Linked DNA regions of Homo sapiens: all the other regions are linked to region 1. Evidence: read pairs that join two places in POLR2A ChIA-PET (ENCODE). Cell type or tissue: GM12878. All regions are shown on one strand. Links, peaks and the distances in the headings refer to the core of each region. The heading gives the core; the rest is flanking DNA.

Region 1 (10,807 bases), core at 1,460-9,459:
CTAAAAATTCTATCTCTGATTTCTTTTTCACTTGTACCATAGCATAGTAACTCTTGTAAAAGGTATGAAGTATATAAACACTCACTATCTTCTCCTGGACAAGGCATCCCAGGACGTTCTGGTACACAAGGGAACACTGAAAGAAAATAAACGAACATGAGTTAACAGCATATTTAAAACATACAAATTACACAGAATTTAAAATTCAAATGTAAAAGAAACTGACCCAGATTTCAACCTGACCCTCTCTTCACTTGAGACAAGATACTTAGCATGTGATCAATATTATTTGCCAAAGGGATTCATTTTACCAAGGCCATATAAAAGAAGGTTTTTTTTTTTTTTTGAGACAGAGTTTCGCTCTGTCGCCCAGGCTGGAGTGCAGTGGCGCGATCTCGACTCACTGCAAGCTCCGCCTCCCGGGTTCACGCCATTCTCCTGCCTCAGCCTCCCGTGTAGCTGGGACTACAGGCACGCGCCACCATGCCCGGCTAATTTTTGTATTTTTAGTAGAGACGGGGTTTCACCGTGTTAGCCAGGATGGTCTCGATCTCCTGACCTCATGATCCGCCTGTCTCGGCCTCCCAAAGTGCTGGGATTACAGGCGTGAGTCACCGCGCCCGGCCACAAAAGAAGGTTTTATTTGCCTTGCTTTGTTGATGTTAAAAAAAAAAAAAAAAAAGAAAGAAAGAAAAAAGTTCTTATGAAAACAAACATGTCTATAAACAATGCATTAGGCTGGGCACGTTGGCTTACGCCTCTAATCTCAGCACTCTGGGAGGCCAAGGTGGGTGGATGACTTGAGGTCAGGGGATGCCAGCCTGGCCAACATGGTAAAACTCTGTCTCTACCAAAAAATACAAAAAAAATTAGCCTGGCATGGTGATGTGCCTGTAATCCCAGCTCCCTAGGAGGCTGAGGCCCGGGAATCACTTGAACCTGGGAGGCGAAGGTTGCAGTAAGCTGAGATCATGCCACTGCACTCCAGCCCAGGTGACAGAATGAGACACCATCTCAGAAACAAAAACAAAAACAAAACAAAACAAAAAAACCAATGCATCAGAAGCTCAAATGACTAATTCCAGTCCCTGTTACATCATGAATTATTTTCTTATCCTTAAAGAAATCATTAACTAATATCGCCTTAAATCCTTGGTATAGTAGGACAAGTTTGTCACAATGAAGGATGAAAATTAAATTACAAAAATGTATACAAATATGGAACATAAAATATTGGTTTTTAAAAGATGTATACTAAACTTAGGAATAAATTAACACCAGAAACAGTACCAAAATCAAAAATGTAAATTTACATTAGAAACTTTAAATGTATATACTAATTAAAACCATTTTTATAACAAGGTAGAATATAAAGCAACAATGTATTTATGAATATCTAGTCAGCTATTCTTAGTCTGTGATGTACTAAAGGACACAGTTTAATAAAGAGCACAGACTATAGGAAGCACAGTTCCTAATGCATATTTTTAAAAGCTGAAACGTAAGCTAGCTTCTGAAAACATCTGTGATGTAGTATTAAAAGGCAATAAGACTTAAAACTGACTGTTTAATACCATTCATCAATCACTTCTTTATGCATTCATTGTAATTTTATTCTGGAAAGAGATGACAAAAAAAATAGACTCTTAAAGCTCTTTTAGAATCTCAACAAAGTACATTATGGATCCCTTGTGAGTCACTATGTCAAATTCTGGAGGTAGAAAAAAATCAGGTCAGGCGTAGTGGCTGACGCCTGTAATCCCAGAACTTTGGGAGGCCAAGGCAGGCAGATCACCTGAGGTCAGGAGTTCGAGACCAGCCTGGCCAACATGGTGAAACCCCATCTCTACTAAAAATACAAAAATTAGCTGGGCATGGTGGTAGGCGCCTGTAATCCCAAGTACTTTGGAGGCTGAGGCATGAGAATCACTTGAACACAGGAGGCCAAGGTTGCAGTGAGTTGAGACTGTGCCACTGCCCTCTAGCCTGGGCAACAGAGTGAAACTGTGTCTCAAATAAAATATAAAATCAAACCACTGTTTTTTTTTTTTTTTTAAAAAAAAAACACTGTAAAGGAAAATACAAAGAAATAATAATAAGGCACTGAAATGATTCATTATACTTAAGGAAAGATTTACATTCGTTTCACTTTTTTAGAAGATTCCTAAGTCTGGTCTCATAGCTCTCAAAAATGTTCAACGAAATACTGTCAATATATTGCAATTAAATGCAGTATATTAAGAGGTTCTTGGCTGGGCATGGTGGTTCACACCTCTAATCCCAGCACTTTGGGAGGCCCAGGTGGTAGGACTCTTTGAGCACAGGAGTTTGAGACCAGCCTGGGCATCATAGTGATATCCGATCTATACAAAAAAAAAAAAAAAAAATTAGCCAGTCATAGTGGTGCGGCAGTGCCTGTGGTCTCAGTTACTCAGGAGGCTGAGGTGGGAGGATCGCTTGAACCTGGGAAGTCAAGGCTGCAGTGAGCTATGACTGCACCAATGCACTCCAGCCTGGGCAACAGAGCGAGAGAAACTGCCTCAAAAAAACAAACAAAAAAAAAGTTTTACATGACTTTTGATGGTTAGCATAGTTGAATGAAACACAAATTTGGAATCAGAATTCCTAGATTCACAATCCAGGTCTACAACGTGCCAGTTACAATGATAACTGAGTTTAGGTTACTTCTTCTATGCCACTTCCTACATCTCAAGGTTGCTGAGGTATAAACATATTAATGTCTCTAAAGCATCATGTAAATGGGCCTGGTGCAGTGGCTCATGCCTGTAATCTCAGTGCTTTGGGAGACCAAGGCAGGCGGATCTCTTGAGGCCAGGAGTTCGAGACCAGCCTGGCCAACATGGTGAAACCCTGTCTCTACTACAAATATAAAAATTAGCCAGCCATGGTGGTGCACACCTGTAATCCCAGCTACTTGGGAGGCTGAGATGCTTGAACCCAGGAGGCAGAGGTTGCAGTGGGCCGAGATCATACCACTGTACTCCAACCTGGGTGACAGAGTGAGACTGTCTCAAAAATAAAGGAATCATGTAAATAGTTTCACTATTAACCTTTAAGCAAAAGAAAGGATATTTAAGATACCTTACCTTTGGAGGTCATTATTTGTATACATAACAAAATTTCAAGTAGATGACTTAGATTCCCCAGGCTCTCAATTTTTAAGTTCTATCATAAATTTGCTGTGATACACTGAGATATCACATTTTAATATCCAACAAGACATACAGAGACCACAAAATTCCCCAGACTATAAGCAGCAGATTAATTTTACCTTCTGTAGCACGTGAGAAACTACTAAATAACGACAATTACTTAGGCATGAGTCACAGAGATTGAGAAAATGACATTAAGATTATGTTTCAAAATGGTGAAGAATAAAGAGTGATTTCAAAGAAATTATCAGTCTGGACGAGTATGAAATGACTACTCTCTTACCATGAATCAAGAGTTCAGAATCCTTGTTTAGCTCATAAAGTCTAAAGGCTTCTTCTAACTCCAACTGAGATGATACTGTACACGGGTCTCCTAAAAAACACAAAAGTAAAGTAAAGGTCACTTTAAAACCCCTAAATGTGATGATTACTAAACAAATTTCATAATGTAAATTTTTAGAAAAAATAATCTCATATTTATAAACAAATATATGACAAGGACAAATATTTATTTACTTATTATTATTATTATTTGGAGACAGAGTTTTGCTCTTGCCACCCAGGCTGGAGTGCAGTGGCATGATCCTGGCTCACTGCAACCTCTGCCTCCCAGGTTCAAGCGATTCTCCTGCCTCAGCTTCCCGAGTAGCTGGGATTACAGGTGTGTGCCACCACACCCAGCTAATTTTTGTATTAGTAGAGACAGGGTTTCACCATGTTGTCCAGGCTGGTCTTGAACTCCTGACCTCAGGTGATCCGCCTGCCTCGGCCTCCCAAAGTGCTGGGATTATAGGCGTGAAGCACCGTGCCTGGCCTAAGGACAAATATTTAGATATTTATTTAGACAATTCAATTTTCTGAAGTAGGTAACATATAACTTCCATTTCTATTTGCATAAAAATACCACATGAGGTTCACAGACACCAATGTATATAGATATAAAATTTTGTTCTTTGGTTTTCTTTTTTGGTGAGACAGGGTCTCACTCTGTCACTCAAGGCTGAATGCAGTGACATGATCACGGCTCACTACAGCCTCGACCTCCTGGGCTCAAGCAATCCTCCCGCCTGGGCCTCCCAAAGTGCTGGAATTATGGGCATGAGCCACCACACCTGGCCATTTTGTTCTTAACATTGTATATATCCCAAATACAGCAAACAGAATCTATTCCTGACCACATTTTTTTTCTTTTTTTTTGAGATGGAGTTTGGCTCTTGTTGCCCAGGCTGGAGTGCAATGGTGTTATCTTGGCCCACTGCAACCTCCGCCTCCTGGGTTCAAGCGATTCTCCTGCCTCAGCCTTCCAAATAGCTGGGACTACAGAAGTGCACCACCATGCCTGGCTACTGACCACAGTTTAAATTGTCACTGCTATGTGTCTAATGGGAAAGTCTAAAGAGGAGGCTTTCTGTTACCTGTTTCTTTAAAAGAGGAAGTGAAAGTAGTTCCATTGCCACAATACGATTAGTTAGAAGTCTCCATGTAATCATTTTATCAAATTTTTCCTTTCACATGACAGAGCCTCCTCAAAGGAGTCACAGAAATGAAAAGCTACAAAAGTACTGAAGAACAGTTGCACTTGAGCTGCTGTGAAATATAAATGAACAGTTTTAGTAACAGACACACAGAAGTGATGGAAAAAACACCTCCCTTACCCAACTAGCCAGACAACTGAGTCATCCCTGGCGATCAATGAGGTGGCACATCTGCCTGGACTATGGCATTCCTCAGTGAAAAAGTCATTCAGGCCAGGTGTGGTGGCCTGTAATCCCAACAGTTTGCGAGGCCGAGGCAGGCGGGTTGAGGTCAGGAGTTCGAGACCAGCCTGGCCAACATGATGAAAGCCCATCTCCACTAAAAATACAAAAATTAGCCAGGCACAGTGGTGTGTGCCTGCAGTCCCAGCTACTCGGGAGGCTAAGGCAGAAGAATCGCTTGAACCTAGGAAGCAGAGGGTGTAGTGAGTCAAGATTGTGCTACTGAACTCCACCCTGGGCAACAAAGCAAGACTGTCTCAAAAAAAAAAGAAGTCATTTAAAGCCTAGTTTGGACCTGAGCGAGTGAAAGTGAGTCCTTCACTCTGCCATTGATTTGCTAATTCCCATAGTTACTACACACTAGATGCCACCAACCCTATCCAAACCTCAATCACCAGCATACAGCTTGGTCTGCTAATTGAGAAAGAAAAACAAAGTCATTTTTTCCTGGCTACTCAAAGAAAAGAGTGCCTCTCCTTTTTTTTCTCCCACTTGACCACTGCATCCCTACTTCCTTTTATCTTCTCTGAGCTCCTCTGTTCCATTTTTTTCTTTCCTTCTATTTCCTAGCTCTTCTCAGGCAAAGGCGTTTCTGAGTCTCCCTCTCAAAAACCTCTTTCAGGCCAGGTGCAGTGGCTCACACCTGGAATCCCGGCACTTTGGGAGGCCAAGGTGGGTGGATCGCCTGAGGTCAGGAGTTTGAGACCAGCCTGGCCAACATGGTGAAACCCCGTCTCTACGAAAACACAAAAATTAGCTGGGCGTGGTGGCACGTGCCTGTTGTCCCAGCTACTCAGGAGGCTAAGGCAGGCGAATCGCTTGAACCTGGGAGGCGGAGGTTGCAGCGAACCGAGATCACACCATTGCACTCCAGCCTGGGCAACAAGAGCGAGACTTTGTCTCAAAAAAAAAAAAAAAAAAATTCTCTTTCCCATTCAGATTGACACTCCATTCATTCAGTAGCCACAAATCTCAAGAGTAAAACTAGAGACTAAAACTGGAGGAAACAGGTGAGAAGATGAGAAAGGAAAAGGGGCAGGGTTTTTTTTCACTTCATACTTCTCTTTAATATTTTAAAAATCATAAGTTTGTAATCTTTTATAATGAAACAACTTTTTTTCACATAGTGATCATATCCTTTCTCCATGTTCTTACCTTCCACACATTTCTCAAAATGCTGCTGCCAGGTTTTAGCCCAAACACTCCACCAAAACTGCGGTTGCAAAGGTCATGAAACCAGCTGCTGAAACCTATGACATCTTTTCAGTCCTTATTCTAGGTGATCTCTCTTGCAGTCCCTGACAAAGTTGCCCACTATTAAGAAATCCTGTGTCTCGGTTTCTAAAACACTATTCTCTAGGTTCACCACCTGTTCTTTTTAACTGTTTAATCTGGAAAATTTGAAACATATTTCAAAATGTTGTTTTCCCCTATATACCCACCCACTTATTCTCTACCATGGCAGCATTCTAAGAAAATCTCTATAACTCTAGATAAAAACTCCTTAGTATAATCCAAATATTGTTACTAACCTACAAAAACTAACAAGTATCTTCTCTGACCACAATGGAACAAAACTAGAAATCAGTAACAAGATGGACTTTGGGAACTACAAAAACACATGAAAGTTAACAATATGCCCCTTATTAAGCAGGGGGTCAATACAAAATTAAGAAAAAAATTGAAAAATTTCTTGAAAAAAATGAAAATAGAAACACAACTACTACCAAAACCAATGGGATACAGTGAAAGCAGTACTAAGAGGTGAGTTTATAGCAAGCAATAAGTGCCCACATCAAAAAAAGGAGAAAGGCGCTAAATGAACAAACTAATGATGCATCTTAAAGAACAAGAAAAGCGAGAGCAAACCAAACACAAAATTAGTAGAAGAAAAGAAGTAATAAAGATCGGGGCAGAAATGAATGAAATTGAAACAAAACACACAAAAGATCAACAAAATGTAAACTTGATTTTTTTGAAAAGACAAATAGTATCAACAAACCTTTAACCGGACTAAAAATAAAAGATACAAGACCCAAAGAAATCAAATCACAGATGAAAAAGGAGACAATACAACTAATACTGCAGAAACTCAAAGGATCATTAGAGGCTACGATGAGCAACTATATGCCAACAAATCAGAAAGCCTAGAAGAAATGGATAAATTCCTAGACACATACAACCTACCAAGATTGAACCATGAAGAAATCCAAAGCCTGACTAGAGTACTAACAAGTAATGAGATCGAAGCCATAATAAAAAGTCTCTCAGCAAAGAAAAGCCCAGGATCCAATGGCTTCAGTGCCATTTAAAGAAAAACTAATACCAATCCTACTCAAAATATTCCAAAATATGGAGGAGGAGGGAATAGTTTCAAACTCATTCTAAGACCCAGTAATACTCATCAGTATTACTAAAACCAGACAAATATGTCAAAAAGAGAGAAAACTACAGGTCAATATCTCTGATGAACATTGATGCAAAAATCCTCAACAAAACACTAGCAAACTGAATTCAACAACACATTAAAAAGATCATTCATCATGACCAACTGGAATTTGTTCCAGGGATGCAAGGATGGTTCAACACATGCAAATCAATCAACGTGATATATCACATGATAGAACAGAATAAAACATGATACAACAGAATAAAGGACAAAAATCATACTATCATTTCAATTGATGCTAAAAAAAGCATTTGGTAAAATTCAACATCCCTTCATGACAAAAATCCAAAAAAAACTGGGGATAGAAGGAACATACCTCAACACGATAAAAGCCATATAAGACAGACCCACACCTAGTATCATACTGAATGGGAGAAAATTGAAAGTCTTTCTCTAAGATTTGGAACAAGACAAGGATGCCCACTTTCACCACTATTATTCAACATAGTAATGGAAGTCCAAGCTAGAGCAATGAGACAAGAGAAAGAAATAAAGGGCATCCAAATTAGAAAAGAAGAAGTCAAATTATCCTTGTTTGCAGATGATATCATCTTATATATTTGGAAAAACCTAAAGACTCCACAAAAAAACTATTAGAACAGATAAACTAATTCAGTAAAGTCGAAGGATATGAAATCACCACACAAAAATCAGTAGCATTTCTATATGCCACAGCAAATAATCTGAAAAAGTAATCAAAAAAGTAATTCCATTTACAGTAACTGCAAATAAAAAAATACCTATGAATAAGTATCACAAAAGAAGTGAAAGATCTCAGCCAGGCGCGGTGGCTCACACCTGTAATCCCTGCACTTTGGGAGGCCGAGGTGGGAGGATCACCTGAGGTCAGGAGTTCGAGACCAGCCTGACTAACATGGAGAAACCTCGTCTCCACTAAAAATACAAAATTAGCCAGGCATGGTGGTGCATCCCTGTAATCCCAGCTACTCGGGAGACTGAGGCAGGAGAACCACTTGAACCCGGGAGGTGGAGGTTGCAGTGAGCTGAGATCGTGCCATTGCACTCCAGCCTGGGCAACAAAAGTGAAACTCTGTCTCAAAAAAAAAAAAAAAAAAAAAAGTGAAAGATCTCTTTCTTTACAATGAAAATCATAAAATACTGATACAAGAAACTGAAGAAGACATACACATTAAAAAAAAAAAAGGAAAGATATTCCATGTTCATGGATTGGAAGAATCAATACTGTTAAAATGTCCATACTACTGAAAGCAATCTACAGATTCAGTGTAATCCCTATCAAAATACCAATAACATTCTTCACAGAAATAGAAAAAAATCATTGTAAATTTATATGGAACCACAAAAGACCCAGAATGGCCAAAGCTAGCCTGAACAAAAAGAACAAAACTGGAGGGATCACATTCTATGCCTTTAAATTATACTACAAACTGTAGTAACCAAAGCAGGATGGTGCTGGCATAAAAACAGACACATAAACCGATGGAACAGAAGAGAGAACCCAGAAATAAATCCATACATCTAGAGTGAACTCATTTTTTACAAAGGTGCCAAGAACATAACACTGGGGAAAAGACAGCCTTCAATAAATAAGACTGTCAATAAATAGTGCTGGGAAAACAAGATATCCACATGCAGAAGAATGAATGAAACTAGACCCCTATTTCTCGCCATATACAAAAATCAAATCAAAATGAATTAAAGACTTAAATCCAAAACCTCAAACTATGCAACTACTAAAAGAAAAAACTGTGGAAACTCTCCATGACACTGGTCCAGGCAAGTAATTCTTGAGTAGCACCCCGCAATCACAGGTAATCAAAGCAAAAATAGGTAAGTGGGATCACATCAACTTAGGTTTCTGCAAAACAAAGCAATCAAAAAAATGAAGAGACAACCCACAGAATGGGAGAAAATATTTGCACACTATGCATCTGACAAAGGATTAATAACCAGAATAGACAAGGAGTTCAAACAACTCAATAGGAAAAAAAAAACCTAATAATCTGATTAAATAATGGGCAAAAGATATGAATAGACATTTTTCCTTTTTTTTTTTTGGAAACGGATCTTGCTCTGTCACCCAGGCTGGAGTGCAGTGGCGTAATCTTGGCTCACTGCAACCTCTGCCTCCTGGGTTCAAGTAGTTCTACTGCCTCGGCCTCCCAAGTAGCTGGGATTGCAGGCACGTGCCACCATGCCCAGCTAATTTTTGTAGTTTTAGTAGAGACAGGGTTTCACCATGTTGGCCTGGCTGGTCTGGAACTCCTGACCTCAAGTGATCCGCCCGCCTCGGCCTCCCAAAGTGGTGGGATTACAAGCGTGAGACACCATCCCTAGCCCTGAATAGACATTTTTTTTTATTTTAGATGGAGTCTTGCTCTGTCGCCCAGGCTGGAGTGCAGTGGCACGATCTCGGCTCACTGCAAGCTCTGCCTCCCAGGTTCATGCCATTCTCTTGCCTCAGCCTCCTGAGTAGCTGGGACTATAGGCACCTGCCACCACGCCCGGCTAATTTTTTGGATTTTTAGTAGAGACGGGGTTTCACCATGTTAGCCAGGATGGTCTCGATTTCCTGACCTCAAGATCTGCCCACCTCAACCTCCCAAAGTGCTGGGATTACAGGCGTGAGCCACTGTGCCCGGCTCCTGAACAGACATTTTTAAAAGGAGACATACAAACGGCAAACAGGTATATGAAAGGGTGTTCAACATCATTGATCATCAGGGAACTGCAAATCAAAACTACATCAAGATATCATCTCATTCCAGTTAAAATGGTTTTTATCCAAAAGAGAGGCAATAACAAATGCTGGAAAGGATATGCAGAAAAGGGAACCCTCACATGCTGTTGGTGGGAATGTACTTTAGTACAGTCACTATGGAGAACAGTATAGAGATTTCTCAGAAAACTAAACACACACCTACCATATGATCCAGAAATCCCACCACTAGATATACACCCAAAAGAAAGGAAATCAGTATATTGAAGAGATATGTACACTCCCATATTTATTGCAGCACTATTCACAATAGCCATGATTTGGAAGCAACTTAAGTGTCTAGCAATACAATGGGAGTACTATTCAGCCACAAAAAAGAATGAGATCCTGTCACTTGCAACAACATGGATGAAACTGGAAGACATTGTGTCAAGTGAAATAAGCCAGATACAGAAAGACAAACCTTATGTTCTCACTCATTTGTGGAAGCTAAAAATTAAAACAGTTGAACTCATGGAGATAGAGAGTAGAATGATAGCTACCAGAAGCTGGGAACGATAGTGGTGGAGAGTGGGTACAAAACTATACTCACACAGAATGAGTAAGATCTAGTATTTGGTTCAAGACCACCCCGGGCAACACAGTGAGACCTCCATCTCTACAAAAAATTTTAAAAAACAGCCAGGAATGGTGGCTCAAGCCTGTAGTCTCAGTAGGCTGAGGCAGG
Region 2 (10,807 bases), core at 944-8,943, 500 kb after region 1:
GGAGGAGTGGTTTTAAATAAGATGAGAATGAAGTGACAAAAGGTAACTGTCATTCCTTCATGTTCATTCTTTTAAGGTAATAATATGTGATGGAAGTAAAAACAGCGAAAATACCCAAGAATTAGCCCAGGATATGCAAATTTAAATGTCTGCAGTGGACAGAAAGGAAACAAAGAAGTGAATCACACTGGGAATAAGAAAATGGAGACTATAGAGATGGTAGGGAGAATGAGCTTCCCTTTTTAAGGAGGCAGCAATCTTACAGAAATTGAGCCTAAAATTGTCAGTATTGCAAGAGAAGACAAAAATTCAGATTTTTATGTCAACACCACTGATTATAGAATGTTGGTAGCTAAATTGAAATAAAATTTAAATATTATATAAGTGCATGGTAAAGAATTTGGATGGCTTTTGTTCCTGAACCCTGGGAAGTAGCCTCTAAACCCTTGGAATTCACCAAGAATGGTGGGAGTGTCTTTTCTTGGTAGGCCTCTTGGACTAGACCCAATAGTTTACACTAACGAGATGACTCATGACTGGGGGTTGGTCAGCCATGTGATTAGAGTGTTGGGGCTTTGGGCCCCATGATACTAGCCCGACCTCTTGAGAGACTTGGAGCCACATGTCTGAGCCTTATGACTAGTGATTCATCCAATCATGCCTGTAATGAAGCCCCAATAAAAACTCTGGACACACTGAAGCTTGGATGAACGTCCGTGGTTGGCAGTACTCAGTGTGCTAGGAGGAAAATGTGTCCCTGAGGACATGAGGAGAGGGACAATGGAACCTTCTTTCTGGGACCCTCCCAGACCTCACTCTATGTGTCTCTCCCTTTGGCTGGTTTTGATTTGAATCCTTTTGCTATAATAAAACCATAATAATAACTATAATAAACATCCTTTTGCTATGATAAAACTGTAATAAAACCGAAATAACACTTTCCTGAGTTCTCTAAGTCATTCTACTGAATTATGAAACTTGAAGGGGTAGTGGGAACCCCTAAATTTGTAGGCAGCTTGTCAGATGTAAGGATGGCCTGGGGACCTCCTAGCTTAGGTTGTTGATAGCTGAAGTCATTGCAATGCACCAATAAAAAAACGTTTTGAGATAAAATCTGGTCTATTATAGGCTATTAATTTGCGACCTTTGGCCTAGGCAAATTTAAGCATTCCTGAGTGCTTTCTCTAGAAGGGTGAGGGTTTGGACCATCCTACCAGTTTGAGGCCTACCCAAAATAAATGTATTTGAGAGGAGTTTACACTGGTGGTATCTGTTATAGGTTTCTGGGAATATCACTAAAGAGAAGTTTCAAAATTAAATTTTAATAATATTCTGAAAATAGTAGTGCTAATCCTTCACGTATAGGGGTTAGGGTATTTCTTCCAGTGGTTCTGCCTGAGGGGTGGGCCTGTTTTTCAGTGTCCATTCTGTCAGTCGTTATGGGATGTGAAGAGGGTTCCAAGGGTTCCACCATCACTAGGTGGAAATGAGGCAACTTTTCCCATATTTTTCCTTTACTCTGGTTTGTATCTCCCCTCCTAGGTAGGTATCAAAGTATATATGGTCTTCATTTGTGTTGCCTCAAATTCTCATTTCTTCCTTGATATAAAAAGGAAACAGGAAGACATTGAAATAAGGATATTATTGTGGTCCTGTACTTTTACCCTGTTCTAACCTAGCTGAGGGAATCTAGCATAAGTCACCCAACTTTACATTCCACATGTGTCAACCGGATGTACTAAGACTTCCCTTGAAGGGTGGTTGTGGGGAGAATATATGAGTAATATATATGACAGCAACTGGTATTATTAATGAGAGGAGAAGTCTGTCTTACTCTTTACTTTGCAAGTAATGATTTTACAGCGCTCTGATGGGTATGTTGTAGTTACTCTGGCAGGAAGTGGTTTTGACTTGGGTATATAGTTAAGAGATATATGGAGAAGGGTGGAAGTGCTAATGGTTTGTGAATTTTTAAAATAACACCAATTATGAACTTGATGCACACCTGCAGCTAGAATCTTTCTCTAGATGATGTTTGACTATCATTTTTTTTTTTTTTTTTGTCTTGGGGCTCTAGGTTTTCACTTTGGTGATATTTATGTGTGTACTATGGCTGTCTATATAAGTGTTAAAAGGCATAATTATAGTTATTAAAAACAATTTAAGGAAAACAGAAAAATGCAATAATGAAGAAATACAAATACTGACTTTTTTGTATGATCAATGAGGATATTATAACTAAAATGAAAAACATTATACATATCAGTTGCAAAAACAGTTACATTCCCCACAATCTTTTTAAAAAATGCGAGTAGTTTGCTAAAGTGAACTGGGTGACTTATTTTCAACCTTGGAAGAAAAACTCAATTAAAGCTACATTTGAACTGTAATGGCACCAAGGAGTTCAACTTGACCTCATATGCCAGATTATAATCATCTTTCAAGTGTACAAACAAGGAAGCATAGTTATCAAAGAATGAGAAATACGTTTGTTCAAAGACCATTTACTGCTTTAACAAGAGGTGAAAGCTTGCCAGAAATATATAAACACCTACCCCAGTGCTATTCATAGGCTTAACATGTTCAAAGACTTGGGGGCGGAGGGGGGGCAATTTAAAAATATCTTTGAAGTTGTGGGTATTCATCATCATATCTAATAATGCTTACTTTCTAGAGCCCCTCTCCAAGGAGGGCAAAGCAATTTATCTGACTTATTTTCATGACATCCTTGTGAGATAAGGCAACCACCATTATCTCCCTTCTGCAAATGGAGAAACTGAAACGTTGGGAGGTAAAATCACTTGAAGAAGGTCAGTAGCAGGCCTAAGAATGTAAATACACGCATTTTAGCTTTTAACTGCTATTTTACTTTACAGAAAACTAAACAAACAAAAAATAATTTTAAAAAAATCACATACTTTTTCATTCTCTTTTTAAGTTAAAGAATAATTACTCATCTATCAACTTTTCCTTGGTAAGGAAAACAGTTTAAATGGCTTTTCACAATAACTGGAATCTTATTATACTGGAATGAATGAACCACTTGCAAAGTTGTGATGTTCATTTAACAAACACTAAATACCTAGTCTGCAACATGTTGTATTGTTCAGGGTGTTGAGACTTCAAAGGTGAAACATATATTCCTCATCTTTAAAGGTCTTCCTGGAGAGAGAGATTCTATAAGCAAATTATATGGTGCAGTCTCATGTTATTTAAATTTACTAAATTCATCATTTTATCCCCCAAATCTATTTTTTCTTCCCTTTCCCCTTCCCGTAAATGCTACTGCTACACCCAGGAGCTAAAACCAGTCTTCTGGGCACCACTGCTGATGTCTCATTTTCCCCGCACCCTGCCGTGTCCTCTGGTCTATTTTTTTTTTTTTTGAGATTGGGTCTTGCTCTGTTTCCCAGGCTGGAGTGCAGTGGTGTGACATAGCTCACTGCAGCCCTGAGGCTGAGGTGCGAGGGTCACTTGAGCCCAGGAGTTAGCACAGAGGCAAATGCTAAGTAATCTAATTAATAATGCTTTCTAATTTTTTCAGTTACAAAATTAATGTGACAATATCATAAAAAAAGGTGAGAAATAGAGGGACTACAGATGTGCACCGCCAGCCTAATTTTTAAAATAATTTTTTTGAGAGTCAGGAGCTTGCTATATTGCCCAGGCTGGTCTTGAACTCTTGGCCTCAAGTGATCCTCCCACTTTGGCTTCATTTCTACTACCTTAATCTAGTTCACTATCTTTTTTTTTTTTTTTTTTTTTTTTTGGAGAGAGAGTCTTGTTCTGTTGCCCAGGCTGGAGTGCAATGGTGTGATTTTGGCTTACTGCAACCTCCACCTCCCAGGTTCAAGTGATTCTCCTGCCTCAGCCTCCCAAGGAACTGGGATTACAGGCACGTGCCACAACGCCCAGCAATTTTTGTATTTTTAGTAGAGATGGGGTTTCACCACGTTGGCCAGGCTGGTCTTGAACTCCTGACCTCAGGTGATCCACCTGCCTTGGCCTCCCAAAGTGCTGGGATTACAGGTGTTAGCCACTGCCCCAGCCCAGTTCACCATCTTCTACAAAGACCTGACAGGTCTTTCTACTTCTTATCTTGCCTCACACCCATTACCAATTCATTCTTCACAACGGAACTAGAGTGATCTTATTAAAAGGCTAACTGAGCCATGTTTTTTCTCTTCACAACACTTTAGTGACTTCATGTTGCACTTGGAATAAAATCCAAAATTCTTATCAAGGCTTTGTATAATCTGGCCCCCTGCTTACCCCTCTGTGTCCCCACCCAAATCTCAACTTGAATTGTATCGCCCAGAATTCCTATGTGTTTTGGGAGAGACCCAGGGGGAGGTAATTGAATCATGTGGGCCAGTCTTTCCCATGCTATTCTCGTGATAGTGAATAAGTCTCACGAGATCTGATGGGTTTATCAGGGGTTTCCACTTTTGCTTCTTCTCTCATTTTCTCTTGCTGCCGCCATGTAAGAAGTGACTTTTGCCTCCCACCATGATTCTGAGTCATCCACAGCCAGGTGGAACTGTAAGTCCAATAAAATCCCTTTTTCTTCCCAGTCTCGGGTATGTCTTTACCAGCAGTGTGAAAACAAACTAATACACCCTCTTCTTTTCTTGCACTGTGCTTCAGCCACACCAGCCTCCTTTGTACCAAACTCTCATCCTGGGTTCTCTGCTTAAATTGCACTTGTAGTTCCTGGCCCCTTCTCTCCTCCTCAAGTCTTAACTTAGATATCACCTCCTCAGAATCCTCTCTGACCCCCTTTTGAAGCAGGTTACCCCTCCTCTTATGATCTTCTGTTGATTACCTTTATAACATGTTTTCCTAATTTGCAATAAATTATTTGCTTATCTGTGTTCTTCACTGGGTTATAAGGATAGGGGCAGAACCCAAGTCATTGAGTTCATTGACAGATCCCAGGTGCCTAGTACATAACAGGTGCTCAATAATTGTTTGTTGAATGCATGATGGAGTGCTGTTGGGGCAGAGAACAGACCAGCTAATTGTAACTATGATTTCACCAGCACAGAGGCAAATGCTAAGTAGATATCTGTAATTAATAGTGCTTTCTAATGTTTTTCAGTTACAAAATTAAAATTTAGGTCATTATTTGGTACATTTCTTTCCAGTCTCTCTTTGTACCTGATGTATATATTTTATACCTGTCTCTTTTTATACCTGATATATATATTTTAGACAATTATATGTCAAATTCTGCTTTTTTATTTAGTAATAAATTATAAATATTATTCCATGTTATTACAGAGCCTTCAGAACCATTATTTAATATTGTTGCCTAATGTTCCATTTAATGGATGTATCATAATCTATGTAACACTTCACCTACAGATGAATATTTAACTTGTTTTCAATTTTTTTACTGCTATCGTGAATAACTATGCACAAATTTTTTTATGTTTTTAGATTGTTCCTTTACTTAATTACTAAGGGTGCATCACTAACCCAAAGGGTAGTATTTTGTTTGAAGGAGAATTGTCCAGACTTGTATAGAACCTCTGGGTAATCTACCTATGTTACTTTCTCTTCTGGAATTTCCCAAAATAGAATTTATCTTGATCACTATGTATATCTGGTTGTCAACAGGACTAGATCTGGCCACAGCTGCAAACCTTGAGTAGCTATGCAGATTGAATCATTCAATCGTTTCCAGAGTCCTTCTACTACTAAAATAAAGGACACATTATATCTTCTCTGTCTTATCTTTCCTCATCTTCTTTCCTGCCTTGCTTTCCCTGCCAAAAGTTTTGATAAAGCAGGAGGTAAAGATGGCAGGGAGAGAGATAATGGCTAAAAACACAGAATCTGTTTCTCAGAGTTGTGTGTGTGTGTGTGTAGTATTAAGTCACGGGGGTCAAGGGTATCAATGCAGAGGCTGAATACATACATAGTGGTGCCTCTCCTGCATCACACCCTCCTCCTGCATTCAGTTGCAGCCATGCATCATAGGTAGGATGGATTGACTCTTGCCTGTATCCAAGGATGGTTCTAATCCCCTCTCTTGCCATCATGATTGGTTCTGGGATGGCTTCATCAGAACAAAGTGCTGAACTTCAGTTTAATGGCTGAGTGAAGTAAGAGTTTTCTCCCCTTTAATGGGAATGAAGACGTTAGTAACTAGTGTTGCTCCTATCAGTCACTTGCAACTAAGAGGGAGGCCAGTTTGAGGACAGAGTCAACTCACAAAGAAGGGCAAAGCCCAGGGAAACACAGAGAAAGAGAGGTGGAGCTCTGCCTTTGGACTTTCCAAAATGTGTGAGCTTGCCCTGCCTTTCGACTTTTCAAATACATGAGCTGATGAATCACCTTGATTGTTTTAGCCAGTTAGCGTCAGGGGTTTTGTTGCTTCACTCAAAAGTACCTTAACTGATGCAGGAAAATTGGCATGACTGCTATATGATTGCTATCTTACCAAATAATTGTATTGTGGCACTGTCCTAGAAGAGAGGTTAGCGTGGTTTCTGTCCTAGAAGGAAATGTTCTCTACAACACAGGAGGCATGCCTCAGAGACTTCTGGGACCAGCTCTTCTCCCAATTTGTACCCCTCTTCCCTGGATACAATGACAGATGGCATTGTAAAGACAGGACATGCAGCTTTCAGAGGCTATATTTGCAAGTAAATTTTCTCCTATTTGAGACCCTTTGCAACTACCAAATACCATGGACATGGTTTGTGATTATTTGTAATATTAAATAGGAAAGGCACAGGGGCTGTCATTCTGGGGCAGAACAAATCTTGTTTACAGCCCTGTGCTATTCGGGGATGTAGGCCCCAAAACTAGGAAGCTGGGGGCCAGGCGCAGTGGCTCACGCCTATAATCCTAGCACTTTGGGAGGCCGAGGTGGGTAGATTACTTGAGGTCAGGAGTTCGAGACCAGCCTGGCCAACATGGTGAAACCCTGTTTCTACTAAAAATACAAAAAAATTAGCCAGGCATGGTGGCACATGCATGTAGTCCCAGCTGCTTGGGAGGCTGAGGCAGGAGAATCGCTTGAACCCAGGAGGTGGGGGTTGCAGTGAGGCAATTACACCACACTGCACTCTGGCCTGGGCAACAGAGAGAGACTTTGTCTCAAAAAAAAAAAGGAAATTGGGACACAGAGCGTGCTCGGAATATTTATTCTCAGAGGTGAAAGACTTTTTCTTTTTTGTGTATGTGTCCAATGTGTAGCTTTTCAATAATGAGATATACAATAATAAAAACTCACAGTTCTCTCACCTTTCTCCATCTTCCACTCCCACTTTTCCTTTTCTCAGTAGAAGCTCTCACCTTATTTGGTTGCTTGTTTATTACAGACAGATTCATGTGATTGATGTATAACTGATAGGAGAATATCTATCTAGTTAAATATTTGTCTTAAAGTTAATCTTTAAAAAGTGACTGTTAAAAAGATAATTAAGTAAATGTTATTTGATAGCTGTCCAAAGTGTCATTCCTGTTATGGAATAAATCTTTCTTTGGTATTCATTGCAACAACCTGACTATAGCAAAAATAGCACTGCTGTTGATAATCCTTCTGAGTGTTTGACTTCCACATTCAAAGGTCTCCTCTCTCTATCAGACAGAATGGTGTTCCTTAACCAGAAAGATTGGGCTGGGCTCAGTGGCTCATGCCTGTAATCCCAGCACTTTGGGAGACTGAGGCAGGTGGATCACCTGAGGTCAGGAGTTCAAGACCAGCCTGACCAACATGGTGAAACCCCGTCTCTACTAAAAATACAAAAAAAAAACAAAAAAAACAAAAACCAAAAAAACACACACACACAAAATTGGCTGGGCATGGTGGCACAAGCTTGTAATCTCAGCTACTCAGGAGGCTGAGGCAGGAGAATCACTTGAATCCAGGAGGTGGAGGTTGCAGTGAGCCGAGATTGCGCCATTGCACTCCAGCCTGGGCAACTCCATCTGAAAAAAAAAAAAAAAAAAGAAAAGAAAGAAAGAAAGATTGTTTTACCTGTTCATTAGTGTAATTTTCTCTGGTGCAAGATATGGAATTAAAACAGGGTTATACAGATAGCAAGTATCAAAGGAGAAGAATGGAGGAAATGGTTTGAATTCACCAGTTCTCTCGACTTTTCTCCACTCGTTCTTACCTTTTTCCTGGTGTTAACTCTGACCTTTTTTGGTTGTTCAACCTTCATCTCAGAGATTCTGTTGCTGATTTTTTAAATAGAGGACAAAGATCCAGCTATAGTATTCTCAATTTTGTAGTATTTATGCCACTATTTTCCAAAAGTATTCTGCATGGTATTTGTTTATTTTTTCATCTGCTTATTCATGTATCCATTCATCCAATAAAGAATTACTGTTTTATTAAAAGAATATGCAATAGTTACCAATATTAAAGGTTTTAAAATTCAGAAATATAATGCCACAGTTAACAAAGTATTAATTATTTAAATGAGGACTTAATACATTAGAATGCCATCACTAGTAAAATATAAGTATTTAGGTGTTAAAACTGAATATTAGAATTTTTGAACTATATAAACTCAACATTAATGCTTTGAAAGAGTTATTATTAAGCAACAGATATTGCAGAACAGACTTCAGACATAGCTCTCTAAAAAGTTCTTGCTAAGCTGTAACAAAATGTTGCTTCTTTTGCTATCTATATACAGCTGCTTGCTTTAAATTAGTAGATTCTGAAACAGCTTTCCTTGCATGTCTAAAATAAAAGTATTGCGTGTAAAAAAAAAAAAGAATTACTGAGCTCCTGCTAAGTGCCAACATTATGCCAGGTGCTGGGAATGCCAGGCACCAGGGCAACTAAACTTCAATATCCCCGAAGTTTGGCAGTAAACTAGAAGACAGACAGTGCGAAGTAAACTAGTAAATATATAATTCCAGAGTGTGAAGGAAATGAACAGGGTTTTACGCCATAGCACAATGGGCAGGGGAGAAGGACTTAAATAGTATTTTCAAAAATTCCAGTTTGGACAATACATTATATAGTCATCCTGTCTATTGGTAAGAGTAGTTTTGGTGGACTGGGGAGGCAGAAAGCCAGAACGCAGTAGATTGAGAATTGAGGTGTAGGAATTAACGGAGAGATGGTAGATACAGATAGTTCTTTAGTTTATGAAGGAGAGGAGAGAAATAGGAGAGTTAGCTGACAGGGTAATGAGTTGAGTAATGCTTTGAATAACCATGTTTATGTGCTGATAGGAAGGGATCTGAAGAACAAAAAAGGTTGATGACTGGAACTGGAGAAAGGTTTCTAGGAAGGCAGTACAGCAGAAGAGGGATTTTCCATAGAAAAGAAAAGAGCAAAAGGGAAGGAAATGGGCCATCAGATACAGGTCAGTTTAAAGATTTCATGGTAGGGAGTTAAGGGGGTTCATATCTTATGGCTTCTTTTTTCTCTGAAGTTAGAGCCTGGGTCATGTGCAAGGGTTTCTTTATTCTTCTAACACTCAAACTACCTTTATTGATTGTTTTAAGGTGATTGTCTTATTTTATTAGTACAAAACACTGTATTATAGCTACTATTACTGAATTTTATATAGGATAAATTGAGGGTAAGCAAGATCTGTGACACAGTCCCTTAAGCAATGTTACCTCTGTCCTTGCAACCTTCCTGATCCATTTTATTTATCAAACTTCTCTCTTTTTCACTCTTTAGTTGTAGAGTGGGAAGGGATAAGACACAGCCATTCTTCCACTGCACTGAAATTAGAGTTTTAGCTTGAGTATCTGACCTGATTCCTCCTTTGGAAGCCCTCCCATAGTTTTAGTTATAATGCTGTGTTTTCTAATTTAAAAACCAACTCTTGGTCGGGCATGTTGGCTCACGCCTGTAATCCCAGCACTTTGGGAGGCCGAGGCAGGTGTATCATCTGAGGTCAGGAGTTCGAGACCAGCCTGGCCAACATGGTGAAATCCCATCTCTACTAAAAATACAAAAATTACCTGGGCTTGGTGGCAGGTGCCTGTAATCCCAGCTGGTAGGGAGGCTGAGGCAGGAGAATCACTTGAACCCGGGAGGTGGAGGTTACAGTGAGCCGAGATCACACCATTGTACTGCAGCCTGGGTGACAGAGCGAGACTCCATCTCAAACAAAAACAAAAACAAACAAACAAACAAAACAAAAAAACAACACTTGTTTCAACAAATATGAGTGCAGTAATGGGGAGACTGTGACTTGATATGCGAAATTTGCACTGGCCCAGAGAAATCTGATTTATTGTCCCCACAAGTAGAAAGTGCACTGAATTGAAAGATAGAATATCTGGGCTTAAATCTCAGTTATGCCGTGTAGTTTCTCAGTGACCTTGGGCAATTCACTTAAACTTCAGCCTTTATTTCCTCGTCTCTAAAATGAGGCTATTAATATCTGCTCTCTCTAACTCACAAATATTTGTAAAGATTAGATTAGGCAAACCATGTGAAAGTGTACTGCTATGCAAATTTAAGGTGTACCACTTACTTCCTTAAAAGAAATATTTAGAGTCATCTATTCATGTTCTGAGAATGGGAATAAAGGAAATTCATCTAAAACCATGACAGTGATCTGATCCTGATGTTAGAGTGAAATCTTGGACAAAATATGAAATACAAAGAAGGATCTAGGCTGGGCGTGGTGGCTCATGCCTGTGATTTCAGCACTTTTGGAGGCCAAGGCAGGTGGATCACCTGAGGTCAGGAGTTCGAGACCAACATGACCAACATGGTGAAACCCTGTCTCTACTAAAAATACAAAAATTAGCCAGGCATGGTGGCACATGCGTGTAATCCCAGCTACTCAGGAGGCTGAGGCATGAGAAT
Region 3 (10,807 bases), core at 953-8,952, 110 kb before region 1:
GCTCTAATTACAGGCGTGTGCCACCATGCCCAGCTATTTTTTTTATTATTATTTTTAGTAGAGATGGGGTTTCACCATGTTGGCCAGGCTGGTCTCGAACTCCTGACCTCAAATCATCTGTCTGCCTTGGCCTCCCAAAGTGCTGGGATTACAGGCGTTAGCCACCGCACCAGGCCTACTACTCCTTTATTAATACTTATGCACTCTAGAAATGCTTTTGCACAAACACAGTTACAATTACATACGCAAATGAATAAATTCCAGAGGCAGTTATCACATGGTGCAATTATGAGGAAATTGTGTTTTCTTCTTTGTACTTTTTTAGTATTTACTACAATGGGCCTATATTGTTTTCATAATCACACAAAAAAATTTAACATAGACTATAAAAAGCATAGAAGTCTTAAATCATTTTTATTAAGTTTTGTTTTGTCTTGTTTTTTTTGAGAAAAACAGGGTCTTGCTCTGTTGCCCAAGCTTGGAGTGCAGAGGTGCCATCACAGCTCACTGCGGTCTCAACCTCCCCAACTCAAGCGATACTCCCATCTCAGCCCCACAAGTAGTTGGGACTACAGGCATGCCCCACCAAGCCCAGCTAATTGTTTTTTTCAATCTTTTGTAAAGACAGGGTCAAACTATGTTACCCAAACTTTTAGTAAGTTTCTTAAGCTTTTTAATTCCTTGTTCCCATAAAAAATGCAAAATATGTACTTTTAATGCCATTTGAAATCTCAGAATAAATTCAACATCACAAATAAAAACGAAATGCTGGTTTGTTTTAAAACTAAACCTGTTTCCCTCTTCGAGAATCACTGGTAACTTTATAGGGCCACTTAGACTTCACTGTTATCCAAACCTTTATTAGGCATCTACCACATTCTAGATTCGAAGACTGTAAGATATAAGAAGACTGTAAGACTATAAGATGAACTCCTGCTCGGGGGGGGGGGGGGGGCTCTCTCTCTCTCTCTCTGTATATATACATATATATGTATATATAGAAATATTACATATTTCTATGATCCACTCTTAAGTCTAGAAGTCATGAAATCAAAAGGACTCAAACTAATTTTATATCTTTCCTATTCATTCTTTCTGCCTAATATAATGAGTTAGTGATTGAAGCAAACCACATTTTATTTTATTTTATTTTTTTGAGACGGAGTCTCACTCTGTCTCCCAGGCTGGAGTGCAGTGGCGCGATCTCGGCTCACTGCAAGCTCCGCCTCCCGGGTTTACGCCATTCTCCTGCCTCAGCCTCCCGAGTAGCTGGGACTACAGGCGCCTGCCACCGCGCCCGGCTAATTTTTTGTATTTTTAGTAGAGACGGGGTTTCACCATGTTAGCCAGGATGGTCTCGATCTCCTGACCTCATGATCCGCCCGTCTCAGCCTCCCAAAAGTGCTGGGACTACAGGCGTGAGCCACCGCGCGCAGCCGGAAGCAAATCACATCTTACAACAAGATGCATTGTTTATATATTCTTTTGCTTTCTAGAGTCTAATAAAATCCTTATTTTATGTAATATGAATCCCAGTAGAATAAAATTCTATATGTGAACAAAATACAGATTCAAGCTATTACCAAAGCTATTCTCAAACAAGTTCTACCCCTTTACTAGGAACAAACTGAATTCTAGCTCGACAATCACTTTCCACTCCCAGAATTCTAAAGGGATTAAAATTAGCCCAATTCGCTGGGTGCGGTGGCTCACGCCTGTAATCCCAGCACTTTGGGAGGCTGAGACAGGCAGATCACCTGAGGTACGGAGTTCGAGATCAGCCTGACCAATATGGTGAAACCACATCTCTACAAAAAATACAAAAATTAGCCAGCTATGGTGGCACATGACTGTAATTCCAGCTACTAGGGAGGCTGAGGCATGAGAATCACTTGAACCCAGGAGGCGGAGGTTGCAGTGAGCCGAGATTGCCTTATTGCACTCCAGCCTGAGCTACAAGAGCAAAACTCCTTATCAAAAAAAAAATTAGCCCAATTCTTGATTACTTCTTTGGTTTCCCAGTGGCATAATTGATAACATATGCACTGCTACGAGAAAACTACTGGCTGACTATGATGATCCAGGCCTACTCTGAAAACACGGCCATCTCTTTTTTGTTTTTCTTCTTTAAAGTTTCTAAGTTTTTTCCCATTTCTCAAACAAAAAGGATAAATTTCTAACTTTCAAAAATCATATGCTAACAATTCTATTTTTTAATAATAAAAATAAAGAGGCTCTATTTCCTAAACCACAGGGGGCACTATTTGCAAAGCCACTCTACAGATTTCAAAAAAAAAAAAAAAAAAAAAAAATGCCAGGGATAGGGAGGGTCCACATATCCTGTTATTAACAGAATGAGCTCCAAAAACTTGATTACTCTGAAGTTATTATAAAAGTCGTTTTGTAAAAAATGAGAAAGGCACTAAACAAAACCTTATCCAATCTAAGCAGGTCTGTATTGGTCTCCATCATTCAAAACCCCAATGTGGTATCAACCGAATAAATGGAATGGGCACTATCTCCAATCAATGTATCTTTTTGGGTAACAAGTCGAAAATAATGAAATAATTCAGAAAATGCTTCTATAATAAAAAAACTGTTTCACACTTTCTTCTTGCACACTTCATTTTAGTAAGCAAATATCCAACTACTGTAATTACTGTGTAAAAAAAACTATAAATGAGATACATTTGAACCCAACATTCAGTTATCTTGTTTGTCTCAGAAATATAATTCTAGATAAGAAAATGAGGAAAGGAGGACTCCTCAAATACATAATATTTCAATAGTAGTTTGAAATACCATCCTACATTTCTGCAGTAAAGGCTCTTAACTTCCAAAATGCTCATTCTCTTGTTTGATGAATTATATTAACAGTTTATGTGCAAATTGTATCTGTTTAAAGGTTAAGCCATCTTTAAAAGAAAATCCAAATATTCTAAAATATAGTTTAGTGTTATTTTTCAAAAATCTATTCAGTTAAAAAAAGAAAAATTTAATTGAGTGCCTTTGACATGCCAGGCTTTGAACTCGGTTCCAAAAAAATAGAAAAAATACTCTGTAAACTAGTGGGAACAGTTACTAATTTTAGAAAGTTAGACAAAAGTATTCATAATGGTCCCTCATATGAGCACAAATACTTCATCTGACTCTCAACTTATCCCCACTTGATCAAAAATTTTGCTAATTGCAAAATATAATCTGTATCACTGGGGTAGCAAATCACCATCAAATCCACCACAATTATTACTAGATCACATTCTGTCCCAACACAACTCTTTGTAGTTGCCCATTCTACTGTTCCTTATCTCAATTAGGTTTATACTGACAAATACGCTGCCTAATACAAGTATAATTAAAAGCTTGCAAGAGGGGAGAAATATTTTGTACTATTATTACTCCAATGATCTCTACAGAAATGAAGAAGTGAAACGAAAATGCAAAATTAAACTCTCAAACGGCTAATACGCTTTCAGGGAAAAAAAATTTTTTAAGTTGCTATCTTTAGGTCATCTGTTTGTATCATAAGTAATCTATAGAGATTTTTCCCCCCTAAGTAGATTAAAAACTAAAATATTTTACTTACCTAAGAGTAGTCCAGTCTAAATGTTAAAAGTTTAAATTTTAGCCAGGCACGGTGGCTCACGCCTGTAATCCCAGCACTTTGGGAGACTGAGGCTGGTGGATTGCCTGAGATCAGGAGTTCGAGACCAGCCTGGCCAACATAGTGAAACCCCCATCTCTACTAAAAATACAAAAAATTAGCTGGGTGTGGTGGCAGGCACCTGTAATCCCAGCTACTAGGGACACTGAGGCAGGAGAATTGCTTGAACCTGGGAGGCGGAAGTTGCAGTGAGCCAAGATTGCGCCATTGCACTCCAGCCTGGGCAACAAGGGCGAAACTCCATCTCAATTTAAAAAAAAAAAAAAAGGGTATATATAGTTCTTAACTTAGTAAAGTGGAGACTGTCAGCCACATGCTACAATAGGGAAGAATCGGCCAGGCGCAGTGGCTCACGCCTGTAATCCTAGCACTTTGGGAGGATGACGACGTCAGGAGATCGAGACCATCCTGGCTAACACGGTGAAACCCCGTCTCTACTAAAAAAATAGAAAAAATTAGCCAGGCGTGGTGATGGGTACCTGTAGTCCCAGCTACTCAGGGGGCTGAGGCAGGAGAATGGCGTGAACCTGGGAGGTGGAGTTTGCAGTGAGCTGACATCGCGCCACTGCACTCCAGCCTGGTCAACAGAGCGAGACTCTCGTCTCAAAAAAAACAAACAAACAAACAAAAAAAGTGAAGAATCACCTACAACAAATGACCACTTCCAATATGTTTGAAAATAATCTTAAGTAAACATTACTCTTCAAATTTTATTTACAAATGATTAATTTGCCTGTTGATCTTTTTTTCATACAAACGTAATATTCAACAAAATTAGAATTAGATCAAATTTATTTTAATTTTCTATTTTTGTTTACATATATTTGATCTACTTCTGATTTTGCTGAATATCCACTGAAGATGTGAAAAAGAATCAGGAATGTGATGTTTGCATGTATTTATACAGTTTAAAGTAAAATAATGATTATTCCAATAAAAAACACAAAAAGCTCGTATCAGGTAAGTAACTTGACAACATTCTGTAGAACAACATAGGCAGATCTAAAATCAAGTATGTGTGTGTGTGTGTGTGTCTGTGTGTGTGTGTGTGTGTGTGTTTTGAGACAGAGTTTCACTCTGTCACCCAGGATGAAGGGCAGTGTGAACTCGGCTCACTGAAACCTCCACCTCCTGGGTTCAAGCCTGCCTCAGCCTCCCAAGTAGCTGGGATTACAGGCGTGTGTCACCATCCCCTGCTAACTTTTGTATTTTCAGTAGAGATGGCGTTTCACCATATTGGCCAGGCTGGTCCCGAACCCCTGACCTCAGGTGATCCACCCAACTCAGCCTCCCAAAGTGCTGGGATTACAGGCATGAGCCACCGCGCCTGGCCTAAAATCAAGTATATTTCTTATGGCGACTTGAGTAAGAAAGAGTTATTAGCTATATTTAATTAAGTTGTCTCATTTCAAATTATTTATAATTTACAAGATACTACAACTTATTAACATTAAAATGTATTAATATATTACATATTTTATAATTGTAAAATAATTAAGTTGTTTCATTTCGAACAACTTACTGAGTTTCAGGACTTTTTTTAATCCAAAAGCAATACTTTGATTACATAAACTATATACGCATGTCAAATCATGTCAGTATTCACACCAAACATCAGGTCCTTTACATAACACGTTAATATATTTAGTACAGTCTTAAAAAAAAAAAAAAAAAAGGCCAGGCGCAATGGCTCATGCCTGTAATCCCAGCACTTTGGGAGGCCGAGGCAGGTGGATCATCTGAGGTCAGGAGTTCAAGATCAGCCTGGCCAGCATGGTGAAACCCCGTCTGGACTAAAAATAAAAAAATTAGCTGGGTATGGTGGCAGACGCCTGTAATTGCAGCTACTTGGGAGGCTGAGGCAGGAGAATCGCTTGAATCCAGGAGGCGGAGGTTGCAGTGAGCCAAGATCGCGCCATTGCACTCCAGCCTGGGCGCAAGAGCGAAACTCCATCTCAAAAAAAAAAAAAAAAAAAAAGCCTAGTTTGACTTTTTAAAATGAGCTCCCTCTGGGTCAATTTGGCTTGTTTGGCAACCAACTCAATGACTCACAGAAGAAAATAAAAACTGTTCCTCAGTCAAGGACTATCTCATTCTCAGTTAAATACCTTAGTATTTAAATTTATATGCAGGTTAAAACAGAGTTTGAGAACCATCATAGAGGCTGAATATCCCTTATCAGAAATGCTTGGGACCAAAAGTATTTTGAATTTCTGATTTTTTCAGATTCTGGAATATGTGCACGATATGGCAGTTGAGCATCCCAAATCCAAAAATCAAAATCTGAAATACTCCAATGAGCATTTCCTGTGAGTGCCATGTCAGCATTCAAAAAGTTTTGGCCTTTAGAGCATTTCAGATTTTGGATTTGGGATGCTCAACCTGTACTAAGGTAAATTGATAAGAAAAGTTAATGTTTCTCAAAATTCAGTTTCTGCTACTAACATGTGCTTCAGGGGCAAATAGTGAAAAATTACTAAACTTCGAGTTAGAAGCCCTGTATTCAACTCCTGATTCTGGTTATACAACCAGGAGCATGTGACTCATCTAAGAGGTGGAAATATTGTCATTCACCTTCCTCACAGACCCTAAAAAATAAGTGTACTTCACAATGTTCTGAGTACGTTTTTAAAACGTGAAGTGGTAAGCATAATAAAACAACCACTCAAGTACGTATTAAATATGAACCAAAGAAAAGAATCTTTCTTAAAGTATGGGTGTTTGAAATTTTCTTAAATTCCTTTAAATTTCTCAAATTCACATAAAATTACAAGCAATATCAAAATACACCACAAACACTAATTCAAATACTGCAAAATATAACACAGCAAAAAGATCAGAAAGAAACTCACACCTTCCTAAAATCGAAAATGTATTCAAATCAGTGAATTCTGGGACAAAAAGGGATTACATCCCAGACGAAGGATGGTTTCAGTGTTAACCAAACCTCAGCACATTGTTTCAGTTAAGTAAATTAATCCATCATCTTTTTTTTTTTAAACCTTTATCATGGTTCTCAGATGTTTTTCACATAAACACAGAGCAAGAATATTAGGAAAAGTAGTTTATCCAAAATACACTTATGTCAGACTAATAATTAGACTGGGGCGGGCCAGGCGCCATGGCTCATGCCTGTAATCCCAGCAATTGAGAGGACGAGGAGGTCGGATCACCTCAGGTCAGGAGTTAAGACCAGCCGGCTAGGCTGTAAAATCCCATCTCTACTAAAAATACAAAAAACAAGCTAGGCATGGTGGTGGGCACCTGTAACCCCGGCTACTTGGGAGGCTGAGACAGGAGAATCACTTGAATCTGGGAGGTGGAGATTGCAGTGAACTGAGATCGCGCCATTGTACTCCAGCCTGGGCAATAAGAGCGAAACTCTGTCTCAAAAAAAAAAAAAAAAAAAAAAAAAAAAAGACGGGAGCAACAATATCTGGCAAATGTGGCCTCCAACAGACATGTAAGAGTAGACCACCACTGGGCATGGTGGCTCACGCCTGTAATCCTAGCATTTTGGGAGGCAGAGACAGGCGCATTGCCTGAGCTCAGGAGTTCGAGGCCAGCCTGGGCAACATGGTGAAACCCCCTCTCTACTAAAATACAAAAGAAATTAGCTGGGCATGGCGGTGGGCGCCTGAAGTCCCAGCTACTCGGAAGACTGAGGCAGGAGAATTGCTTGAACCCAGGAGGCAGAGGTTGCAGTGAGCCGAGATCGTGCCACTGCACTCCAGCCTCGGCGACAGAGCAAGACTTGTCTCTACAAAAAAAAAAGTACAGCACCTAATTAGCTTGGGGGCAAGATATCACAAATATCAAAAGGGGCATTCCACATTTTGAAATATAATCTCTGAGCACAAACTTCAGCACGGGACAAGTCCAACTGTAAGCAAGTTCTACACTGAGCACTGGCTTGAAGTCAATCCTGATTTAAAATTAGTTAATAGGCCGAGAGCAGTGGCTCACACCTGTAATCCCAGCACTTTGAGAAGCCAAGGCGGGTGGATCACCCGAGGTCAGGAGTTTGAGACCAGCCTAGCTAACATGGCGAAACCAGTCTCTGCTAAAAATAACAAAAATTAAAGGGTGTGGTGGCTGATGCCTGTAATCCCAGTGACTCAGGAGGCTGAGGCAGGAGAATCACTTGAACCCAGGAGGCGGAGGCTGCAATCTGCCAAGATCGCGCCACTGAGCTCTAGCCTGGGCAACAGGAGCGAAACTCTGTCTCAAAAAAAAAAAAATCAGTTAATAACTACACCTGAAGAATATAAACTTATCTAGCAGCCACTGGCAAGAAATTTCAAAGTGCTGGTCTTCTGGAAGCAGCAAGCAGCAAACTACCATAAATGAGTCTAAAATTATTATCTTCATTAGGCTTAACCAATGTCTTAAACTACACTGTTAACTAAATTTCCCTCAAAACCTTAAAGGCACCAGAATAAAGCTCAGGATCCCAAGTCTTAAGGACTAGTCCAAGCTCTAACTTTGCTGTGAATAAACCTTCAGTCAGTCATTTAATATGCTTTATTCATTTCTTCTGTAAAATAGAAATGGGCAAGGATATTTCAAGGAATCAAAACTAATAGTGGAAAAATTCAAAGTTCCTAAATGAAACACAGCCAACCTCTTGTTAAGAATTAAATAAAATTATATATGTAAAACTGCTCAAGAATAATGTTTGCCACATTTTAAACACTTAGTGTTAGGAACTGTTATTACACATTAATTTTAGTCAAATAGGAAAAAATATAAAACAACCCGATCAAGAAACTAAATATTTAATAATCCCAATCTTGTCCATTACCTCGGCATTCAAAACCTTGGAATGAAAATAATAGTTTAGCCTACTAGATAATGCAGCAGGAAAAATAAAATTATGATACCTTGGCTGATAGGTGGTTGTGTTTTTTTTTTTTGAAATGGAGTCTTACTCTGACGCCCAGGATGGACTGTGGTGGCGTGATCTCGGCTTACTGCAACCTCCGCTTCCCAGGTTCAAGCGATTCTCCTGGCTCAGCCTCCCAAGTAGCTGGGACTACAAACACACACCACCATGCCTGGCTAATTTTTGTATTTTTAGTAGAGATGGGGTTTTACCATGTTGGCCAGGCTGGTCTCAAACTCCTGACCTGAAGTGATCTGCCCACCTGGGCCTCCCAAAGTGCTGGGATTGTGAGCCATTCATTGCTCCCACCTGTTGATAGGTTGTTTGTTTGTTTTGTTTTGTTTTTTGATGGAGTTTCCCTCGACGCCTACGCTGGAGCGCAATGGCACAATCTCGGCTCACTACAACCTCCGCCTCCGGGGTTCAAGCGATTCTCCTGCCTCAGCTCCTGAGTAGCTGGGATTACAAGTGTGCGACACCACATCCGTCTAATTTTTGTATTTTTAGTAGAGATGGGATTTCACCATGTTGGCCAGGCTGGTCTCAAACTCCTGACCTCAGGTGATCCACCTACTTCAGCCCCCCAAAGTGTTGGGATTACAGGTGTGAGCCACTGAGCCCGGCAGGTTTTTATATTAATATTTTATTAGTTTAAAATAACTTTTCCTTACTCTAGCTGTCATTTTTTTTGTTATTCCTTTCAAATCACAAATTCTTCAGATACATGTCTTTTCCATTTGTTTCAAATATTGAGCAAGCCTGAATATCCAAACATAGAAACATCAGAAATCATAGGTGTATCTCTGAAAAATGCTGTTTTGAGCCCACGGGAATTGTGGCCATTGTACCATTTGCAAATGGAGATAACACCAAAGCGCAAATTATCGAGTCCTAGAAAAACAACAGATGTAGTGGTCAAGAAGCAAGATGTGTGCCAAAGAGGATAAGAAAAAGAAGCCCTGGCTGGACACAGGGGCTCAAGGATGTAATCCCAGCCCTTTGGGAGGCCAAGGTGGGCGGATCACGCGGTCAGGAGTTCAAGACCAGCCTGGCCAACATGCTGAAACCTGGCCTCTACTAAAAGCACAAAAAAAAAAAAAAAAGAAGCCCTAACTCCTCCACTCCCTGGCTACATAATTTTGGGAAAGTCATTTTATCTCTCTGAGCTTCATTCACTTTATCTGTAAAACGGAATAATAGTCTTACTTCTCTCACAGGATGTTTGGAAAGTCAAATGAGGAAACATACTGCAAAGCACTTTATGGCCTAAAAACTGCAATACAAATATATCAATCGGTATTTTGTTGTTGTTGCATGAGCAATGTTCAACATACAGGTTAAGTTACACACTAAACATAGAATTTTCATTTCAAAGTAAACCATTACCATTATTAAAAATTGATATAAAAAACTTGCCTTGGATTGATTTCTCTTTCCACTTCTCATGCTAAACTTCTCCTTCATTTCTTCTAAAATTATCTTCAGTTTCTTTTCTTCAGGTGTTCCTAAGTATTTTTGGTTCACATGAAGATAGCAATGCCATTTAGCTGATTCAAAGCCCCAGTGGCAAGTTCTTTTGTCAGGTGATCTGTGAGAATGCATCACAAACGTCTGGGGTGCAAACATTCCACAACACTCCAGACATTGAATACACGGAGCATCAGGCTGAACATAAAACTGGGGTGCAAATAAACCCTGACATTTGCCTAGGCATTCATGCTCCACTTCAAAGGCACTGCCAGTTTCCTTTAACTGGGCCAATGAGCTTTTAGCAGGAAGTACGCTACCATTTTGAGGAAAAGTTCGTGGCCGCAATAAAGCATTACATAATCTTTGTGCATCAGTTAATGTAATCAGCCCACAGGATGGGGCATTGAATGGAAGTATGCCCAGTACCTTTAAGATATGAAGCTGGTCTGAAGTACACCTTGAACAATATATGTACAGTTCATCACACACTGTATTTATTTGCTGGAGTGTAAATTCTCGGAGAACAGAATTTAAGACTTGGGGCAAACAGAGTCTCTTTTCTCCTCCAACTTGAAAACAAGAAATAGATTCCCCTTCCAACACAGTCTGAGTGAGTTCTGTGGAGCTATCTGAAGGGATGAGCAATGGGCCAGGAAGAACCTGAGGTGATGGAAGAGGCAGAAATACAGTAGGCGACATGCTTTCTTGGGAATGCCGAGCAGAAAATGCTGCTGGTCCACCCAGCGAGCTCTGACTACTTAAATGGAATTGTGCCAATGTGTGTTTCA

The links. ChIA-PET counts read pairs that join two places held together with the same protein. Peaks named below come from ENCODE experiments on the same cell type or tissue, not always from the same donor. Only the 100,000 strongest peaks of a DNase experiment are listed, where the experiment ranks them.
Region 2: POLR2A ChIA-PET joins it to region 1 with 5 read pairs; 2 of 35 experiments call an interaction of 5 or more read pairs at or near these places.
Region 3: POLR2A ChIA-PET joins it to region 1 with 5 read pairs; 3 of 35 experiments call an interaction of 5 or more read pairs at or near these places.

Annotation. Positions count from the first base shown.
Region 1 is chr3:170,252,708-170,263,514 of GRCh38, reverse strand. It overlaps PRKCI (protein kinase C iota), which reads right to left. Exons shown (of 18, transcript NM_002740.6): 3 at 3,457-3,546; 4 at 86-136. Among named protein-coding and RNA genes, the nearest start is that of PRKCI, 36 kb to the right of the region's middle. In GM12878, for the core only: no CTCF peak of the experiment used is centred there; DNase peaks (open chromatin) are centred at 4,664 and 6,214; H3K4me3 peaks cover 354 bases; H3K27ac peaks cover 1,674 bases.
Region 2 is chr3:169,750,459-169,761,265 of GRCh38, reverse strand. No RefSeq gene overlaps it. Among named protein-coding and RNA genes, the nearest start is that of ACTRT3, 14 kb to the left of the region's middle. In GM12878, for the core only: no CTCF peak of the experiment used is centred there; no DNase peak of the experiment used is centred there.
Region 3 is chr3:170,360,588-170,371,394 of GRCh38, reverse strand. It overlaps SKIL (SKI like proto-oncogene), which reads right to left. Exons shown (of 7, transcript NM_005414.5): 2 at 9,966-10,807. Among named protein-coding and RNA genes, the nearest start is that of SKIL, 8.3 kb to the right of the region's middle. RefSeq lists an enhancer at 9,088-9,588. In GM12878, for the core only: no CTCF peak of the experiment used is centred there; no DNase peak of the experiment used is centred there; H3K27ac peaks cover 1,030 bases.